2 separate regions of the Homo sapiens genome follow, and region 1 is linked to region 2. A link is a contact called in ENCODE Hi-C data. All regions are on one chromosome and are shown on one strand. Each heading gives the region's core, a stretch centred on a gene start or an enhancer-like site at or near the end of the contact. The rest is flanking DNA. Distances are from core to core; before and after follow the strand shown.

Region 1 (3,901 bases), core at 897-3,396, 230 kb before region 2:
TTTTTTTTTTTCTGGGCAGGATGCCTCTACCTGCCCTGTTTTCTTCTCTTTTATCAGTCTTTTTATTTACATAGCAGTTTCCTTCAACTTGTAACTTACAAATTAACTTGACATAAAGCTGTTTCTTTCTCGATGAGAAAAAGAAAATATGCCATGTATTCTACTTTTTTTATTAAACCATCTGGACCTCTGGAAGCAGAGCCCAAACCTAACAGCCTCTCACGATATAAAATAAATATGCATTATTCTATGGAGGAAACTAAAACAGGGCTGTCCTTTCTTCATCTCTCCACTAATGGAAAGAAGTTTAATTTATGGGGATTTCTGCGAAGGGGAGTCTGTACCACAGGAGGAGGTATAATAGCAATTACCAAAAAAAAAAAAAAAAAAATACAAAATGCCAGAGTTTCAGTACCAAGTAATTAAACACCTCCCAGACCTTTAAAAGTTTGCTCAAGGTCCATTTGATTTTTAACAGAGGCTTTAAATATATAGGAAGGAGAGGATAAATTTCCAAATCAAAATGTTCTTAATGGATGGCAACTGGAGAAAAACAATGGCAGGTTGTTTTCTCAGTCATTCTGTTAAGTTTGCATCATAAGACTTAATAAACAAAGAGTGTTTACAGCATACAGTGGCTGTGAGAACACAGGTGGAGTGTTAAGCATGTAAATGGCACTAGTATACATAACTAAGGTGTTCCATTTCCGAATGTGACCTCTCAAAATGACAGGGTTTTACCCTGGCATAGTGCCTCTGAACAATTAAAAGCAATAGATAGCCACTGTGAAGGTAATAGGATTTAATCTGTGTGTTCAGTCAGCTGCTATTACACAACTGGGAAAAAAACTGCATTCCTAGGTAATCTGAGTCTTAAAGAGACATAATGCACGTTGATCATTTAGTCCACTACATCCATGGACCTATTATCAAAGTTTCACAGAATCAGAAATAGGAGCTGAAATAGCAAGTGCTTTTCTGTCTTTACTCTAACATAGAATTATTCTCTATGAAATAACCACATACAATACCCCAAACACAACATTTTTTACATAAAGCTAATGCCCCCAGCTCACCACGGATATTTTCATAAACACAAAAGAACAGTTTTACTTTATACAAAGCAATAGATGTCTAATACATTCATATCCACAATTGCATCATGCATAGACAAAAATGCCATTAAATTATATTTATTTGGGCAATTTTATGATTTTCAGATTTGGACCAGAATTTTTATGCTAGTCTGTCACCTGTCGCCTGTCATACAGAATGTTAGTGCACACCAAAACCATCCTTGAAGATGCTATCTTCCCTTTATTAATCTCAGGGAACTGATAGTCTATCTTTCAATACCTTTCACCTCCATAGAGAGATGGGTTTCTGAATGTGCCTGTTGAATATACTCTTTCACCTCCAAGGGCCTCCAGGCTAAAGTACTGCTACAAAAGCAAAACTCAGGTTCAAGAGTGCCTATACCATACACAAGTTAAGTTTTTTTCTCACTGGTATTTACAAAACCTCCTGATTGTCTATAGCTTTTCTTGATAGCTGGGGCCATGCCTGAATGGCAGGCTAAGTCTTGTACATCTCTAAGATTTTGGATCCCCTTAGGCCAGATTTCTGGAATTGGAAGCGATTTGGAGAGAGCAATTTCAAATCTTTGCTCCAAGAAAGTAGTAACATAATTTCCCACTAAAACTATGGCGATTTGTATCTTTAAAGAACAAAAGCCAACGGACTGTCATCAGGCTCAAAGAAAATATTGGCATTTTTCAAAAAAAGCTAGTACTTTTTCAGCCCAACTCTTTTCTTTGGCAAAATCTTGTGGATCATATTTGGAACTTCTGTAGACATTTCAAACTCACAGATCCATGTGTTTTAAATGAAGATTGCCTGCATAGGCTATGGAACAAGATTTACCTTTATCACTGGATCACTACACCACAAAATGAACATTATTTGAAGCCACACCTTTTTTGTGAGGTTGACAAAACAAGGCAGCCAGATTTGAAAGGTTATGAATTCTGCAATGGAACTTGATTCATGGCATCTAATAAAGATATTTGAATGCTCCTGCCAAGTTCAGCAACAAGACTTGCCAGAACATAGAATCTCAAGTAAGCCTACCCTTAATCTTCTGTGAGAAAAGAAAACAGGCCCAACAGCAGCAGCGGCTGGATTTGAGAATTCATCCCTGCATTTTTTTCTCTTAATAAAGGTCAGCTATACCACTGAGAAACAACGTATCAGTAACACCTGATACTGTTCAGAACATTCAGCAAGAAGAGAGGCCTTCTGGTCATTTAGGAATGTATCTACATTGTATGAATTACCTCCTTTTTATAGTTGTTTATCACTAAATACAGACAGCCTTCGGATTATTCCAGTTAATTGGGAGTGAGAAGGATAGACGAGAGAGGACAAGATCAAAGAGATAGGCAATAAAAAGCTCAACTGTAGTTGGCTTTCAATTTTGTTTTTATTCTTGCACTGGAATATGGGTGTGCCTGGCATTCTGAGAATTTGCATTTCAGACAAAGTAATAAAAGTAGGCCATAGAGACCTGAATCTGAGAAACTGAAAAGTCCTTGGAGCTCTCTGTCTGCTCAACTTCTCCTGATCAACACATTCCCTGCTGGAAATGGACATTTCCATTTCTCCAAGTATTGTCTGACCTAAGTGGAGTGGAATGTTTCTTGTTTATCAACAAGAACATGAGAGCAAAATATTCTACAGAACGGATGATGTAAAATGATGATTGATTTATTGTTTCCAGAGAAAATCTGTGGAATAGAATCAATGTCCTTCTCGGGAAATTGAAACTTGTCACACATTTCAGAGATATTTAGCCTAATATATTTGATAAATGCATACATTTTTCAAAATGAGATTGCTTCTGGAGATTTTGCTACCTCTCACTTCCCCACATACCCACACCCACAAACTTCCCACATCCCTAAGAAACCGACATGATCCAGTTAGTGGTCCAGAGGGATGGAAGCCCAGGAAACGGCAGAAATAGACCCACCCCTGAGCAATGGAATAGTGAGAGACAGCTCAAGAACATCTTTCACCTGGAAGAGTGACCCCTCCCCAGTGCTGGGTCAGTGATATTGCTACAAGGTGAAGAAGATTTTAAAATTTATTTAACCTACACATTCTACCATTTTGAAAGATGTAAACATTTATATATTTGGCAGGTGGGATAAACTAAATGTTCACTCATGGAGATATTGCCATTAATGTGGCTGCTAGAAAAAGTTTTAGTACATGACTTTGAAGTTTTACAATCATTTTCCTAATGCCAAGTCCTTTAAATTACTGTGATGAGCTGAACAGAGTGCACAGATGACTTAAGTCTGGAAAGTTGTTCACCAGAAAACATTTCATTTCAGTTAGAGTTGTCTCAGTAGGACAGATACCTCTAAACAATACTAATTCAAGGCCTTGGCTAACATATTGGTTATGGAGAGCAGTGCTTTATCACCAAGTTTTGGATGCATTTGCGTAATATCTAGAGGATTGAATTATATACATGGCAAATCAAAGTGACAAATATTAGTTACACAACTTAAATTCTAAAAAATATCTAATGATGAGACATTTTAAATTAAAATCAGAAATTCATCCCTTTTTAAACATGAGTTGAAAAATTAACAACATTTTTAACCAATCTATGCAAAAGCAAGGAATGTAAACTTTTGTTAAATTAGTAAACGCTACTGATTTTATAATTGATGCTTTAAACTTACGTCTTTTTTTTTTTTTCTTAGACAGAGTCTCACTCCATCTGCCAGGCTGCAGTACAGTAGTGTGCTCTAGGCTCACTGCAACCTCCACCTTCCAGGTTCAAGTGATTCTCCTGCCTCAGAATCCCAAGTAGCTAGGACTACAAGCA
Region 2 (4,050 bases), core at 97-2,596:
GTGTAGACAAATCATCCAGATAATTTAATTTAGCCATTGAGAGCCTACCCTTCTTTCTTCCAAGATATCCCAAATAAAACTAACTGTAAAAGCAAATATCCTTGCTCCTTTGTCTAGACACCATTGCTACTTTCATTCTTGCTTTGGGCTGTGATGCTTGCTACTCCCTTTTTCTGCTGTCCCAAATTATGAAGCCCTTTTATTCATTTAAAAAGAATACCTATGCATATGTATAAATATATATATATATTTTTCCTTTTTCTAAATAACATTTTATTCATTTTGACCATGTGACTCATTCGTATGGTCAATGAGCCCAAGGTGTTGATGACTCTTAAACATGTTTCTCCTAGCATAAATATTGGTGGCAAAAAGCAGAATAATGATCATAGTTTTGAAATAGAGAATACCATTAATGTCTTTGATTTTTGAAAATGATATTTTAAAAAACAAACATGACTATGTCGTGATACCTTAAAATTCAGGCTGAAAACAATTTATTAGGTAATCCACTTCAGGTTTCTTTTGCAGGAGGATTATTTTCCATTTTCTTATGGATTATTTTCCATTTTCTTGCTAAAATCAGCAAAACATATATACATATAACAATATACCACTAGTTCATTAAAAGAACTTATTCTTTTTGTTCTCAAATCAAGCTCATTTTAGATTGACAATATCTTAATGCATTTTAGGAATATATTGTCAAGATTAAAATCTTACTTTTTATTAGCTGAAGTTGTATATATTCATTATATAAAACTGACTTATGTTGCATAGAATTAAAACCCTCCCCAGAGTTCATAGTTTTAAACAAATATGCATACATATCCAAATACATATTAAATCCAAAGCAAACAATAACTTTATGTTGACAGTGAAAAATGCAACCTTACATACATAGTCTACAAAACAACTGAAAAATTTTAAATGCCAGATATGAGGAAGCCAAAGAATTTTAACAATGAGAAATATGTTATGAATTAAAATATTCAATCTTGAAAACCTTTAAAAGTGAAAGTTGCACTGTAACTGCTTTCTAAGGTAATTTTTGCCACTTTTAGGAAAAAAGATGTTTACGTAACATTTTTAAAAGTACAATCATTTCTTACATAGCTTTATGATTGAGGATAACATTAGTATGCACATACAACATAACACACAAAAGCAAAGCTTAGAATAACATTTTAATTATGTTTTAGTGTATGTGAAATAATTTGTTTTTCTCAATTATATTCCTGGGTCAAGGCCTAAAACATTTATTTGAACCAGCTATATATCTTATTTTCATAAGGGTCTCAGGAGGCAGTAGTCATATGTTGTTACTTCAGCCCTCCACAAAGGCAATACAGTACAGATCTCTGTACTGTAAACGACAACAAGGACCAGTCACAATTTCAGTTCTTGTTACATTGATAAGACTCCTTCAGGTAAGAGATTAAAACATGCCTTTATTATTATAAGGTTAGTGACCATTTTAATGGAATAAAAAGATTATTCCTGTTGCATTGGAGATAGGAAATTTGGGATGTGAATGTATGAGGTAGGTGTCTTTTCTCTCTTGTGCCTGTATTGTTCAAAAGCTCTTTGACATTAGAAAAAGGTTAGCTCTATAATCTTAATATTAATATTTAGTATAAAATCTATGGAGAACACACATTATACAGGGAGCCAAAAAGTTCAACTCTTTTTTTAATGGAGAGAAGGTAAGTAGGTGATCTTCACAGACTAAGAGGTTTTGCCTTTTAACACCAACAACATAATACTATTTATATTTGCTCTATCATTGTGATTAACCTACCTTCCCCTTCCAAAAAAACACACTTAGCTTACTCACCTAACAGTAATGACATATATCATTTTAAAAACAAAGAATAGTTTCAAAATTAATTTTTTCTACCTAATGTGCGTGACTGATGTTGAAAAGTTAGTGAGGGTTACCCATATATTCACACATGTAAATTGTGGAAATAAGAGAGAGAGAAAAAACTCAACAGATATAATCTGTAAAGCTGTCAAAAGACTTTCAAATAGCGAATTCCTTCAGATCATATATTTCAATAGAAGTTGCTGTTTAAATAGAGGTCTCTCATTTGGTGGGAGGAGCTTTTAAAAGAAAAAATACTTGAAGATAAGTAATATTACCTTTGCCATTTGTTATGAAATAAATATATCATGAGGAGTTATGCTTCATTAAAATGTAATACTTATAGATGACAGTTTCATATGGTCAGATATAAAATGTATATATGTTTTACCAGGAAGATTATACAGTATTTTTAATCTTGATTTTTCATGACTTCTTGCAAATATGCATTTATTGCTTTCCAAACCATGCCTGGGAATGAAGGAGAAAAAATTGTTTTATCCGAAGAGTTAGCTGTTCTTCCTTGGTTCAATCAGGAGTAAGTTCTGATATCATAGAGGGGAATGTATTAAGATAATTCCTAAAATATAACTGTGCTTTTACTGTTTTGCCTATGCTGCCAGAAAGTTAAAAACATTTTGTTTCAAATAACTGTGTATGTTTAAAAGTCAAACCTATTATTTGCTATATTATTTGTCATGTGCTATAATTTGACAGAGGGGCAATATTTCTCCAAAAAGTAAAATTTTATAACCAAAGGCCATCAATTGTACAAACGACTAAGAGAATTAAATTTTATTAAGTTGGAAATGTAATTTATTCATTGTAACTGTTTTAAGAGAAATTAAGTGAGCACTTTGTATGTAGTTATCTTAAATGTTACGTGTATTCTTTTAGAAACTCTTTCTTGTTTTCCTTCTTTTCACCTTCAGTGTCCTGGCACGCGACTAGCACAAATCAAACCTTATCTGTCATAATAAACTATAGCGTTGGAAATTCTAAAGAGACTAAAAATTACTTAACGTCTTTAACATATTTGAAGTAATATTTATGAATAAGGGAGGGCTGTCCATTTTTGAGTTTCGTCGCGCCAATGGTTGAGGGATTTTCTCATTATCATCTCCTGATTCCCAGAGAAGAAAGCCAGCCGCGTGGCCTTAGGACCCCTGGCCACCGGGAGTGGAGGAGCGGAGGGTCTGCCCCAGCTACCCCTGTGGCCACCGCCTCTCCCTCCAGGTGTGTGTGGGGAGGGGGCTGACAGAAGCAGGAGGCGACTTGCTGAAGTAGGGAGGCCAGACTGAATTTTTCCAGGATTCCGGGACCTTATCTCTAGGAAGCACTTAAGGACTTACTATCGCATTCTTTATCTCACTGTCTTCCGACTGCCAGGCTGGGTGCCCAAACTTTGGCGGCTTTTTCACAGTTTCAACGGCAAGGGTGGGAGTGGGGCTCGGGAGCTGGAGAGGAATGGCACGTTACGCCCCGTTCGGTTTCAAGGCCATGATTGCATCGCTCTCTGGAACGAAGATGGCCAGGAATTCGGGCAGGGAGAGGAACCACTCAATGGCAAAGTTGGTAGTAACGTCGTGAATTGTAAAGAGGGATAGCCCTCTCCTGCAGTCTCCAAGCAAAACCTTTTTCGCAACATGGGTGCCTGTCCAGCTTAATTCTTTGCTATCTTTCTTACTCGTGTTTTTGTTAGGGGACCGTTATAAAGTGAATTTTTGAACTGCTGGGTTGAGAAATAAACAGGGAAGGAACTGGGAAGATTCAAATTAGCTTCCACCGACCCTATTAGAGGTCCCTGGGCAGGAACCCCCCTGGCCACAAAATGTCCCGCAGGAGGTCTGCCTGGCGGAGGCGCTGCCTGGCGGAGGCGTGGGCTCAACCGAGTGGGCGCTACCACCGCTGGCTTCGGAGAAGCAGCCTGCGGAGAGCGGTAAACCGCAAGGGAAGCGCTTCAGGATCTGATTGCTTTTTAATAAAAAGATATGTTTGTAACCAGATGGAACCATTCTGGCTCCTTTATCGAGAGCGCAGCTTGGCCGCTTGCCTGGCCCTGGGGCTCTGGCCACAGCCTCTGCTGGGTTCTGGAGGAATTCAGATCTAAAAATAAATGATCGGGGATAATTCTTCCCCGAGGCGAACGGCTCGAACTCCCCTCCTCCACCCGCCACTGTCAC

The links. A loop is a pair of places that touch in the nucleus more often than their neighbours do. Pooled maps may share reads with other maps.
Region 1: a map of sigmoid colon shows a loop between it and region 2 (2.7-fold over the local background). The contact joins the enhancer-like site here to the promoter of LINC02268 in region 2. A Hi-C loop is called at or near these places in 1 of 168 maps with a recorded cell type or tissue (sigmoid colon), 1 of 37 single-sample maps with no recorded cell type and 1 of 50 pooled maps.

Annotation. Positions count from the first base shown.
Region 1 is chr4:174,448,841-174,452,741 of GRCh38, reverse strand. No RefSeq gene overlaps it. Among named protein-coding and RNA genes, the nearest start is that of MIR4276, 27 kb to the right of the region's middle. Within about 2 kb of position 2,146, at least 2 of the 41 ENCODE cell types and tissues checked have a DNase peak (open chromatin) inside an H3K27ac peak, as active enhancers do.
Region 2 is chr4:174,217,694-174,221,743 of GRCh38, reverse strand. It overlaps LINC02268 (long intergenic non-protein coding RNA 2268), which reads left to right and starts at 1,346. Exons shown (of 5, transcript NR_125896.1): 1 at 1,346-1,430.